Regions from separate parts of the Homo sapiens genome. Here region 2 is linked to region 1. The links are chromatin contacts, found by Hi-C or POLR2A ChIA-PET in ENCODE. All regions are on one chromosome and are shown on one strand. The core of a region is the stretch at or near the end of the contact, and the rest is flanking DNA. Distances in the headings are between cores, read along the strand shown. Region 1 overlaps LINC02660 (long intergenic non-protein coding RNA 2660). Region 2 overlaps LOC105376368 (a long non-coding RNA gene).

What was found. Hi-C counts contacts between places; a loop is a spot of excess contacts on that map. ChIA-PET counts read pairs that join two places held with the same protein, here RNA polymerase II (POLR2A). Pooled maps may share reads with other maps.
Region 2: a loop to region 1 is called in a pooled map, with 3 times the contacts of the local background. The contact joins two enhancer-like sites. A Hi-C loop is called at or near these places in 1 of 37 single-sample maps with no recorded cell type and 8 of 50 pooled maps. POLR2A ChIA-PET finds 5 or more read pairs at or near these places in 2 of 52 experiments (Panc1 and activated CD4-positive, alpha-beta memory T cell).

What each region holds. Positions count from the first base shown.
Region 1 is chr10:3,932,170-3,938,044 of GRCh38, forward strand. It overlaps LINC02660 (long intergenic non-protein coding RNA 2660), which reads left to right. Exons shown (of 3, transcript NR_183984.1): 2 at 487-803; 3 at 3,510-3,643. Among named protein-coding and RNA genes, the nearest start is that of LINC02660, 23 kb to the left of the region's middle. RefSeq lists enhancers at 3,005-3,194, 3,235-3,284, 3,305-3,354. Within about 2 kb of position 3,067, at least 27 of the 41 ENCODE cell types and tissues checked have a DNase peak (open chromatin) inside an H3K27ac peak, as active enhancers do.
Region 2 is chr10:4,174,311-4,180,167 of GRCh38, forward strand. LOC105376368 (a long non-coding RNA gene) reads left to right here. Exons shown (of 4, transcript XR_930587.4): 4 at 1-147. Among named protein-coding and RNA genes, the nearest start is that of LINC00702, 67 kb to the right of the region's middle. Within about 2 kb of position 1,698, at least 2 of the 41 ENCODE cell types and tissues checked have a DNase peak (open chromatin) inside an H3K27ac peak, as active enhancers do.

The sequences.
Region 1 (5,875 bases), core at 1,817-4,316:
TGGGCTCATGTAGGGCCCTGCACTTTCATTCTGGGGGCACTGACAAATACAAACAGAATTCAGGTGAGTGATACAAAGGAAATGGATAAAGCATTTGGTGGGGAGAGAGGTGTGGAGGCTCCTTTGGTTTGAAAGATTAAGACTCAATCTCACGTCTCCAAGGAGGAGAAATTCTACATGAGAAGTAAACATTGGGAGCGCCAGGCATGGGAGGCCTGTGGCAAGGGCTGGGGGCAGGGGAAGCTGGCGCCAGAGGGGGCCAGAGGGCACCTGGTGTGTTTCAGGGCAGTTGAAGGCGTAAGGTCAGGATGGGCAGGGCATGGGCAGAGGGGAGGGGTGACGGGGGGCATGGGCAGAGGGGAGGGGTGGGGGGGCATGGGCAGAGGGGAGGGTGGGGGGGCATGGGCAGAGGGGAGGGGTGAGGGAGGCCAGAACCGGGCAGGGCCCAGCCTCTGCTTGGGTGTTCATGGGTTCTTTTGTCTGCAGAGCATTAGGAAGACAAGCAGGGCCTTCAGTAGGCATAAGGTGATGAGGTTCATGCCGTTGGATCCCACGGGTGCCCTGGGGAAGAGATGGTTGGGAAGTCTGAGAGGAAGCAGGAGAGCTTTCGGAGCACATGGATGCCGTCCAGAATGGAGATGGTTGTGGCTCGGAAGAAAAAGAAATCACCCAGCTCGGAGTCAGGATACATTTGGAGGTCCAGGCCGCCGAGTTTGCTGGTGGGGAAGATAGGCACCAGAAAGGAAAGAGGACATCCAGGGCAATTTCTTCTGCCCCCCAGCCAATCCGTACATTGTCCAGAGGTAGGAAGAAGTAGCCTCATTTTATGGTCAGGATCCTTGGGGCTCAGATGCGTTAAGTAATTGGTCAAAATCTTGCACAAATCCTGCAAGTACAGAGGTAGAAAATGAATCCAGGTCTTTGATTCCCAAACGTAAGCTCTTTCGCTGTGTCACTTCTCCTCTTCGTTTTCATGCCAGTTCCAAGAATTAACACTGCAGTTAGCTTTCTGTTTCCTTTCCCAAGATGTACTATGTAACAATGAAGAAACCTTAAGAAAAGGATAGCAATGTCTAACATGGATGCAGGGCCAGCCTCATTCTCTGTCAAAGCGACTAGTTCCTACACTCTGGGTTCCAATACAAAGAATGCACATTTATGCAGCAGGAATGGCCCAAGGACCACACATTGCACAGCTCTTGGGAGCAGAGCAGAAAGCTGCGCCAGGCCTATCTGATCAGTCTTCATGGAAAGGGTCGCAGATCCCATTCGGCTTGGAGATTTTGATGAATTTTCCTTTCTGTGGGTTGGATTTAAAATGTAATATTCTTCCCCCAGTTGAAAGTTTAGGACTAAAAGATGGGAAATCTTTTACAAGCTACACTTCTTCCCCACCCTTACTTCCCCTGGAGTTTCCATCAGCAATCATCTGAGTGCCCCATTAACTCCCCAAAACCCAAGGTCTGTTGGTGGTGGAATATTGAGCTGAAGAGCAGACTGTTGTAGAAGTCATCAGTTCTCTCTGATCATAGTGTCCAAACAAAAACATTATGGGGGAAACTGGCCCCATCACTTAATTATCTCCCAACAGGTCCTTCTCAAAACACATGGGAATTATGGGAGCTACAATTCAAGATGATATTTGGGTGAGGACACGGCCAAACTGTATCAAGTCCCCAATTGAGGGCACCTGCTCCCTGTAGATAATGGCATTTCAGATCTACAATGTGGCATTTCCAGACAACTCACTCATTTACGCTGATTGGTGCAAATTTTATTTTAGCCTCCAAACATTTTTCTTCCCCAGTCTGTTAAAAGAAAACAAAACCAAAACACCTCTCTCTCTCTCTCTCTCTCTATTTATAGATAGAAACGCTTACCCATATCATAGCATCAGTATTTTGCTGAAGCCCTGGAGTGTCAGGCACCGTGTTAGGAACTGAATACAAAAATAAGATGTAAACCAGTCCCTCAAGGAATCTATGGGACTGGTAAGATTAGCTAACCGTGCACCTGGAGGGAATATACTTAGAAATAACTGCAAATTCTGCAGAAATGCTGAGGGGTTCCCAAACTCGTTTCTGTGAGGCCTGTTAATTGCTGAGTTGTTTTGTCTCTGGTCTGTGGAACCCCGATAGTGTGCCCTAGGTCTTTAATTTCTTCATCTCTAAAGAATAGTGTCAATGGAGTCATTGCATGTGTTTATTCATACTTCTCAATGTGGAAGAGAACTCTCTAGGGTGTAAAACCCTATCCAGGAAGCACATGACAAGTTGGAATCCTCAATGACATGGCATTGCTATAGTTGCTATCGGAACAATCTTTTCTTTTTTTTCTTTTTTTGAAACAGGGTCTTGCTCTGTCATCCAGGCTGGCGCGATCTCGGCTCACTTTGACCTCTGCCTCCTGGGTTCAAGCGATTCTCCTGTCACAGCCTCCTGAGCAGCTGGGATTACAGGCAGGCACCACCATGCTGAGCTAATTTTTGTATTTTTAGTAGAGACCAGGTTTCGCCATGTTGCCCAGGCTACTCTCGAACTCCTGGCCTCATGTGATCCGCCCACCTCAGCCTCCCAAAGTGCTGGGATTACAGGCGTGAGCCACTGCAACCAGCTGGAACAATCTTGATATTAGGGTGAACAAGTGATTTCATAGCTTTCTCTGAAGGAGGAAACACTGGGAGCATCCACCCGAGAATCAACACTGTGGATCATTCTGGGGAGTTAATAGTTTTGAGATGTGTCCCAAGATAATTGTTAGCTTGAATTACCACGTGGATGGAACCATGCTGATCCTAAGAGCCAGGTAATGGCCAAAGGTGCCATTCAGGTGAAATCCCCAGGTGGAAAATTCTTCCACTTCCAATGATAGAATTCTATTACTCTGCCTATAGTTTGGTGAAACAAGACTTTACAAATAGAGGACAAGATCCATTTTGCCAAGAACAACCATATGGATTTAACTGCTGCTAACAACCGTTAGGAAGGAACATCAATAAAAAGCAAGCCTGTGAGACAACTCCTTCCCCAAGGGGCGCTTGTTACAGAGCGCGGGCCCCAGCAGGCCTGGTCCATCCTCCACATTCTTTCCTCTCTGACTTATTTTTACTTTCTGTTTGAATTGGCTTGGTTTTATTTTGCCCTAAACTGTGTCTGTAGTCATCCCCCGACAGAGTTTTGAGAGTGAAAGTCCGATCTGCCCACGCTTCACAGAACTCAATGCGGAGCCTTCTCAGGAGTCACTTGACGTCAAGGCTGACTTTTAAATTTGCCAAAAAGGCATTCTTTGGGGAGCGGTCGGCACCATCACTTTCCCTCTTTAGAGAGCTGCTACTGGCTGCTGGAATTCAAAACCCACAAATTGCATTTCTAAACTTAATTCGATACATAGATGAGCGGAAAGATCAGACATTGATGCTATTGTTTTCAACCAAGATGTTTTACTATATCATTTATATTTTGTTTTTTTCTTCCCCCAGTTTTTAAACTTTTTGTTTGTTTGTTTTACAGGCCAAGCCTACTGCTGTTAGAAAACATATTTAGAAATCACTTGGTTCTTCCTTGCCTGAACATCATCTATTTAGTTAGCTTGTGTTGTTTAGATGTGCTTCAGATCTCAAAAAAATAAATTATGTTATTTGAAAGCTTGCTCTCTGCTTGTTTACACTATTAATTTAGAGTCCAGAGGAATCTCTAAATTTGCCTCTAGAAACCACATAATCACCTAATAATACCTTTCCTGACTCCACTTTCTGACACAAAGTGACTTTTGAAACGCTTCCATCTTCCCTTTCTATTTAATGTACTGCACTCCACTCTTTTTTCCTTTCGTTTTTTCTACAGTCCGTCATGGAGTATTTGTTTACCAAATGTTACTTTTCTTGGATCCAATCTATTTTTGAAGAGCGCAAAAGCAAACAACTGTTTGAAGCTGTCAAGCTTCATTTTATTTATGCATGAATAACACAAATAACTTGAAAATGACCTAGTCTGTTTTTCTCAGATTTAGATAGAAAAACTGCTTCCGGCCAATGTTTATGCCAATTTGTTCATGCCAAGTTTCCAGTTTCGGTGCCAACCGGTTTTTACAGCCAAGTTGTAAACCTTCGGTAAACATGGCTTATAATGAAAAGTGCAACACAGCCTGAACCCTGGCACCAGGGGACGGATGTAAATTTATTCTAAGAACAAAATTCTAACAGGAACAGGAGGGGAGCTAGGCTGGCTACAAAGTGTTCCCACCGTAATATGGAAAATGTACAGATGATGATATATTTGATTACTAAGATCCCATTAGGCCAATTTAGGCACTTTATGTATTTCCTTTGCTCTGGACGCTGAGTGGTTTCATGCTCAATTTGAAGCAACTGGCTCATTGTCTCAGGGTGGTTCTAGAACTTTGCCTTCAGGTGGGGCTGGGGAGGGAGCCCTGGCATTTCAAGACAGGAGGGGGTGATATGGTTGGGCTCTGTGTCCCCACCCAAATCTCATGTTGAAAGGTAATCCCCAATGCTGGAGGTGGGCCTGGTGGGAGGTGACAGGGCCATGGAGGTGGCTCCTTATGGTCTCACACCATCCTCCTGGGTGCTGTCATCCCTATCGTGAGTTCTTGTGGGGTTGGCTTCTCATGGTCTGACACCATCCTCCTGGGTGCTGTCGTCCCTATGTGAGTTCTTGTGGGGGTGGCTTCTCATGGTTTAACACCATCCTCCTGGGTGCTGTCATCCCCGTCGTGAGTTCTTGTGAGATCTGGTTGTTTAAAAATGTGTGGCACCTCCCGCGTTGCTCTCTCTTCCTCCTGCTCCAACCATGTAAGATGTGCCAGCCTCTCCTTTGCCTTCTGCCATGATTGTAAGTTTCCTGAGGCCTCCCCAGAAGCAGAAGCCACTGTGCTTCTTGTACAGCCTGTGGAACCGTGAGCCAATCAAACCTTTTTCTTTATAAATTACCCAGTCCCAGGTATTTTTTTATAGCAATATGAGAATGGACTCATACAATGGGTATGTTCATCTGCATTCATAAAGGTACAGAAAAAGGAATCAAATGTTTTATTTTAACATCAGTTCAAAAATGTCCATCCATGTCAACCTCTTCTCTCCTAATATGTTGCATCCAGTGTGTCCTTTGCAAAACCTAAAAAAATTATATCCCTCCCATTTATAACCCTCCACAGCTTCCCATTTTCTTCAAGTAAGCCACACACTTCTTCCTGGACCCTCAAGATCCCCCCTGGACCCCCGAGAAGGCAGGTGTGAAGCCTTTTGTCTATAAACTCATCTATCTCTCTCCACTCCCCAATTGAGCTCTCAAGGGACACTGACATCCTTTCTGTTTCTGGAACATTCCAAGCTGATCCTGGCTTAGGGCTTCTAGAGGCCCCCTCAGCAGGAAAACCCTTTCTTATCTCCCACTTGGCTGGCTCCTTCTCTCTGCCCACATCTCACTCAGACTCTGAGAAGCATCCCCCCAAATATTCCATCAAAAACAGCTCCCACCCCCACCCTCCATCCCAATCTATCACGTTGTTGGTTTTTCTTCATAATGTATTTGAAATTGCTCACTTGCATATTAATTTACTTACTGATCAGAATGCAAATTAGATTCGAATGTCAATTTACAACTGCCTGGATGCTTTTTTACCATTTTTCAGCCGTATTCCTAGGACTGAGGTGCACAGAGATTACTCAATACAAACTTGTTAAATGAAATCAATGCTTATTAAACTGATGTCTCCTGTTTACAGGGAAAAATGCCCAGTGTTACAGGTGCAGCGATGGATGAGCCCCAGTCCAAGAGCTCACGGAAGGGCTGCCTGGGCTGCATACCTGTGCGTGCAGTCGCAGAGAGCTCGTGTTGGGGTCGCCACAAACCCCCCA
Region 2 (5,857 bases), core at 448-2,947, 240 kb after region 1:
GGGATTGTAAGATCCATGTCACTCCAACAGAGCCTCTTCCTTCCCTCTCACTGGTTTCTGCCAACAGAGGGCGGCCAGGCACCACGCCCATATGCCTTGAATCTGAGCTAACCACCATGTAGGATCTAAGAAAAATATGCTTACCAGATGATGTTGGCCAGGCGCAGTGGCTCACGCCTGTAGTCCCAGCATTTTGGGAGGCCAAAGCCGGCGATCACTTGAGGTCAGGAGTTGGAGACCAGCCTGGCCAACATGGTGAAACCCTCCGTCTACTAAAAAAAAAAAGTGCCGCTTCAAAAAAAAAAAAAAAAAGCCAGGCATAGTGGCATGCTCCTGTAATCCCAGTTGCTGGGGAGGCTGAGGTGGGAGAGTGGCTGGAACCTCGGAGGCGGAGGTTGCGGTGAGCTGAGATCGCACCAGTGCACTCCAGTCTGGGTGACAGAGCGAGACCATCTCAAAACAAAACAAAAAAAAAAAAAAAAGAAGGAGAGATGATGCTGCATGCCTGGTATTGCGATCTCAAAAGAGTGATCATTCTACATACATTCTTAGCAAAACCTTCTGTTTTTTGCAAACCTCAATAAATTATTGTATGTGCGTCATAAACTGCTGTAGAATTTTGTCCAGGCTCAACACCAGAATTTCTCCGTGAAAATCAGGAAAACAGCCAGTCTGTGGCACTTCTTCCTTTCCCAAAGAATCGTCAGTTTCCTGCACACGTGGAGGTTCCCGAGGCAGCACAGGGCCTTGTGTTTCTGGAAACATTGACGTGCAAGCCCTGATCCAGCCCATGTGAACAGGTTAACCTCACCTCTCCCAATTGGGGAGGTTATTCTCTCTGGTGAAGAAGATTTAAAAACCGTGGAACAGAGCAATTTTGTTTTCTGTCTGCCCCATGTCACCTTCACGCCTTGCCCAAAATGATTTTGTCAAAAACCCAGTGAAAACAACAAGTATGTTTTGTTGTGTTTGTGTGTGTGCTGTTAAACTTTCTGACAGGCTTCACGTATTCTGCACTTAAACTTTCTAGAAAATGTTCCTACAAGTCCATGTGCCTTTGAATATGTCCATGGTTAGATTGAATTTATGGAAACCCCGCTTACATACACTGGTATTTTAAAATATATCTCCCCATCCATTCTCTCTCATTTTCGGTTTTTTATATTTTGGATTGTTTTAAGCCTTGTTATTTATAAACTCGTGAGTTAATCTTTCCATTTTTAAGGTGGTAGAACCACTTTCATAGAGAATAATTGCATCATGACAGAAGTTGCTGCTTGCTCAGAAGTGACAGAGCATGAATTTAAAGTTAGGCCTGTCTGACTCCAGAGCTGGCATGTGTAGACGCTGACAACAAAGTGCAGACACATGTGTCCTGTCCCTGTCTTGGTGTGGCTTGGACATTGGGATTATAGCGGGCTGTCAAGGTTGAGAACCACTGGCCTGGAGCAGCTCAGGCCACCTGACAGCTGAGGGTTGGAGGAGGACATCCAAGATTATTCCACAGACCTCCATGTGGGCCTGAGTTGCAACCTTACACCCATAGAAGGTAGGACAGGGAGATGAGGGACCCCAGCCTTGAGAGGAATGAGTGACAACAGCTTCAGCTGGCCCCTGCTCAGCTTCTTCTGTTACCATAGACATGACTTGGGTTTAGAAATAAGTGTCCCCTCAGACTCGAGTTCAGCAGATGGTGTGAGGGAGACAGAGAAATGTGGAATAAGAAGGGGAACAGACAGTGGCCAGGGCTTCAGGCTGCTGCTGGGCCCTAGAACACCAAGTTCGGGTTGTTATTTTGGTGATTCAGAAGCAGAAGTTTCAAAGAGGGAAAGTTAAACCAGTGTGCAGCCAATCAGGATGCTATTCAAAGAACACTTGGTAAACAGCAGTGTCTAGGTTTTCATTGTTCTTCCTCCCACTTGTTTTTAGAAGCTGCAAGACCACACAAATTCTGGGTGGACCAAAGAATTCTTATCCTCAAAGGGAGAGAGAACATTATTGGCTTTGCCAGTTCTTTAGTGCACAGATCAAAGACTCCAAGGACTGCTGGGCGCGGTGGCTCACGCCTGTAATCCCAGCACTTTGGGAGGTCCAGGCGGGCAGATCACTTGAGGTCAGGGATTCGAGACCAGCCTGGCCAACATGGTGAAACCTCATCTCTACTAAAAATACAAGAATTAGTCAGGCATCACTGCATGTGCCTGTAATCGCAGCTACTCGGGAGGTTGAGGCAGGAGAATCACTTGAACCCAGGAGGCGGAGGTTGCAGTGAGCCGAGATTGTGCCATTGTACTCCAGCCTGGGAGACAAAGTGAGACTCCTTCTCTAAAAAAAAAAAAAGACTCCAAGGACAATTGGCATGAGAGGAGATGCAGTGTGGCTAGTTCATTCGTTTCTGAAAAATCACCAGATTAAAGTGAATGGGGAACTGAAATTTTTTTAAAAAAAGAAACTTAAAAAAGATGAATCATGAATTTTTTGTTAAAAATATTTTGATGAAGAAGCCAAACTGGATGAAAAAAAAATAACTGTGTCCTTGACAGTCTAGAAGAAGGTGGCATGAAATGGCCTGCCTGTCTTTGTGTGCATGTGGCTAAGTGCAATACTTGTGTGTACATGTGTGCATTAGTGTGTGCATGTGGCTATGTGCAATACTTGTGTGTACATGTGTGCATGAGTGTGTGCATGTGGCTATGTGCAATACTTGTGTGTACATGTGTGCATGAGTGTGTGCATGTGGCTATGTGCAATTCTTGTGTGTACATGTGTGCATGAGTGTGTGCAAGTGCATATGTGCACATACTTGTGAGTATATGTGTGTACATGTGTAAGTGCACATATTTGTGAGTATATGTGTGGATGTGTGTGTATGTGCATATGTGTATGTGCATATATTTGTGTATATATGTGGATGTGTGAGCATGTGCATATGTGCACATACTTGTGTGTATATGTGTGTACACAAGTGTATGTGCACATATTTGTGTGTATAGGTGCACATGTGCGTGTACATGTGTATGTACACGCACATGTGTGTATATACCTGGAACCAACTGAGCCTGCTGTGACATGTCATCTCTCCAAGAACCACATGCCCAGTGTCCAAAGTCACCCCCACTTAGTCTGGGACAGGGCGGTGCAGACCTACTGTGCTCCTCTAAGATGAAGCGTTCACCAGGTTGGAGAGAAAGCAAGCCAGAGTCAAGATGTTGGGGTCACCTTTCATCATTGTTGGCTAAATACAATTAATCCCCTTTTTAAACCTTCATAATGATTACATATTAATTGTATGGTCATGCTTGTCCCTGTATAAGTATGTTGTTTTCTTTTGGGGGAGAATTCGACCTGAATCTATGGATCTGTGGCCATATTATTTGACATTTTGTCATTTAACACTAAATGTCTCCAGGTTTACTGTAAAAACACTGTCCTGAGAGGTGAGACAGAGCTGCCTTCCAATAAGATCCCTTTTTAAAGCATCACCAGGAACCCTGCATTTTCCTTGGAAGACTCCATCCTGGAAGCCACTCTCTTTAAATACTGTCTAATCTTACTCCTCCCTTTCATGTGATAGAATGGATACAATATTTTATCCATGACAAGCCCAGAAGAGAAATTCCATTATCATTCTCTCCAGTAACACAGTATAACAGAAACTAATCTCAGTGGAGAAATATTCCTCCATTTCATGTGGACGGCTGAAACATTTGCTGCCAAAATTCCATGACAGCCATTTGTTACTGACATGGAGAACATTTTCTTACAACAATCATAAAAGCGCTTTCCAAAAAACCCATAGGGCTTACGAATTGCTTTCAAATATGCAACTGATTTTTATAAAAATGAAAGAAAAATTAAAAATCTCTATGCATTGCTGATTTTGAAGTAAAGCATGCTTTTTCTTACGTTTTAAAAACATTAAAATAATATGTATTTGATGATTATAATTAAAGTTGGATTTCACAGAAGATGAGTCCTATTTCACTAATGGAAATATGTGTAGATAGTTTGTTTTGAAAACAGGATTATCTGTTAAAGTTTAGAAAGAAGAAAATGAAATGTGGTATTCAGCAATATCTTACACAAATATAATATAAATGCCAGAAACCTTCAAAACACATTGCCAGTTTTAGCATTTTTATACGGAAGATGCTACTTGGGATGACATTACTTATGTTATAAAAATATTTTTGTATTATATGGAAGATAACACTCTATCATTGACTCATGTTTTCTGTGCAATGCACACAATGTCTTCTACATTGTACAATTTGAAGTGGAAATGCAGCCAATCTTGATTCAGAGTCATTCTGTGCCTTGTGTAAATTAGAAAACAATTTAGAAGAAAAAGCAAAAAATTAATTTTATTCCAAATAAATAAAAAACAGGAAGACATTACATGACATTTATTGCCATTTGACAACAGAAAGGAGGGGGTGGACATTGGAAAGTGTATGTACTATTTTCCTGAAGGAATTTTGAATGTGTTTCAATTACATTTTATAAATTCAAAATTGCACTAATTGGTTGTAAATGGAGAAGGTGAAAGAAAGCCTGGCATCGATATTATGCGCTCTTGCTGATCCCTCAAGTTTGTGCAAGTACCTGCTAATTCCTGAGTTAATTTCTGAAACATTATCACTGACATTTCATGTTATATTTCATGTGGTATTTCATCACAGAAATTCTTACCAAGAGTTGCTGGCTCCTAGTTTAACACTGCCCACTCAGGCAACAAATTGGACTTAAGTATTAATAATACAAGGTCAGTGTCAGCAAAATCAGACAATGGATTTTTTTTTCTTGAGGTTTTATTCTTAACAATTTGTTAGCTATTTTCTTCTGTTATGCATTTTTAATCAAGCTTTCAGTGAATATATGTAATCATCCACATTTTATTAAAGTGCAATATTTTTCCTCCTAATTCATTTCTATCAACTTCTCTTCTGGACATTTATCACAGATATAGCTATACTTACATCTATATCTATCTGTATTTTAAAAAAATTCCTTGTAGTACAATTTATATCAAAATACTTTAAATGTTTTAAATAGTATATTTCTTATGTGTAATAATAATAGTAAAACTATAGTATATTCTATGGTCATTGCATTCAAATAAAATAATCTAAAAAATTAATGATGTTATACTATTAAGAAAGAAGAAGTATTGGGAGGCTGAGGCGGGTGGATCACAAGATCAGGAATTCAACACCAGCCTGGCCAAGATGGTGAAACCCCGTCTCTACTAAAAATACAAAAAAAATTAGCCAGGCCTGGTGGCGGTTGCCTATAATCCCAGCTACTCAAGAGGCTGAGACAGAGAATTGCTTGGACCCGGGAGGCGGAGTTTGCAGTGAGCGGAGATCGTGCACTCCAGCCTGGGTGACAGATTGAGACTCCATCTCAAAAAAAAAAAAAAGAAAGAAAAAGTAGAAAATCAAAGTGTGATGCAGAATAGATTGAATTTTCTTAAAACTGTGTTCACATACATCTGTAGGTATTTAGAAATAGATATAAAAATGAGAAGAAATATATGTGAATATTATTAGTATCCTGGTAAAAATAATTATGGTGACTTTTATTTTTATCCTTATACTAGTTTCTTTTTCCTACGTTTTTAAAAATGAATGTATTATTTTATGATCAGGAAGATATTAGGATATTATTTTAAGTGACAGTAGAACTCAACATGCCAGTCCTGGGGGAGTTAGGCTAGCACTGGGTCTATTTTTGCCCTATAGTGTTGGGGTTTTCATGGACATGGCTCTGTTGTGGACACTCGAACCCACCAGTAGCATCTGGCATTTGAACTTTTACTCAGTAATGACCCCTGTTATAATTGAACTTTCCCAAC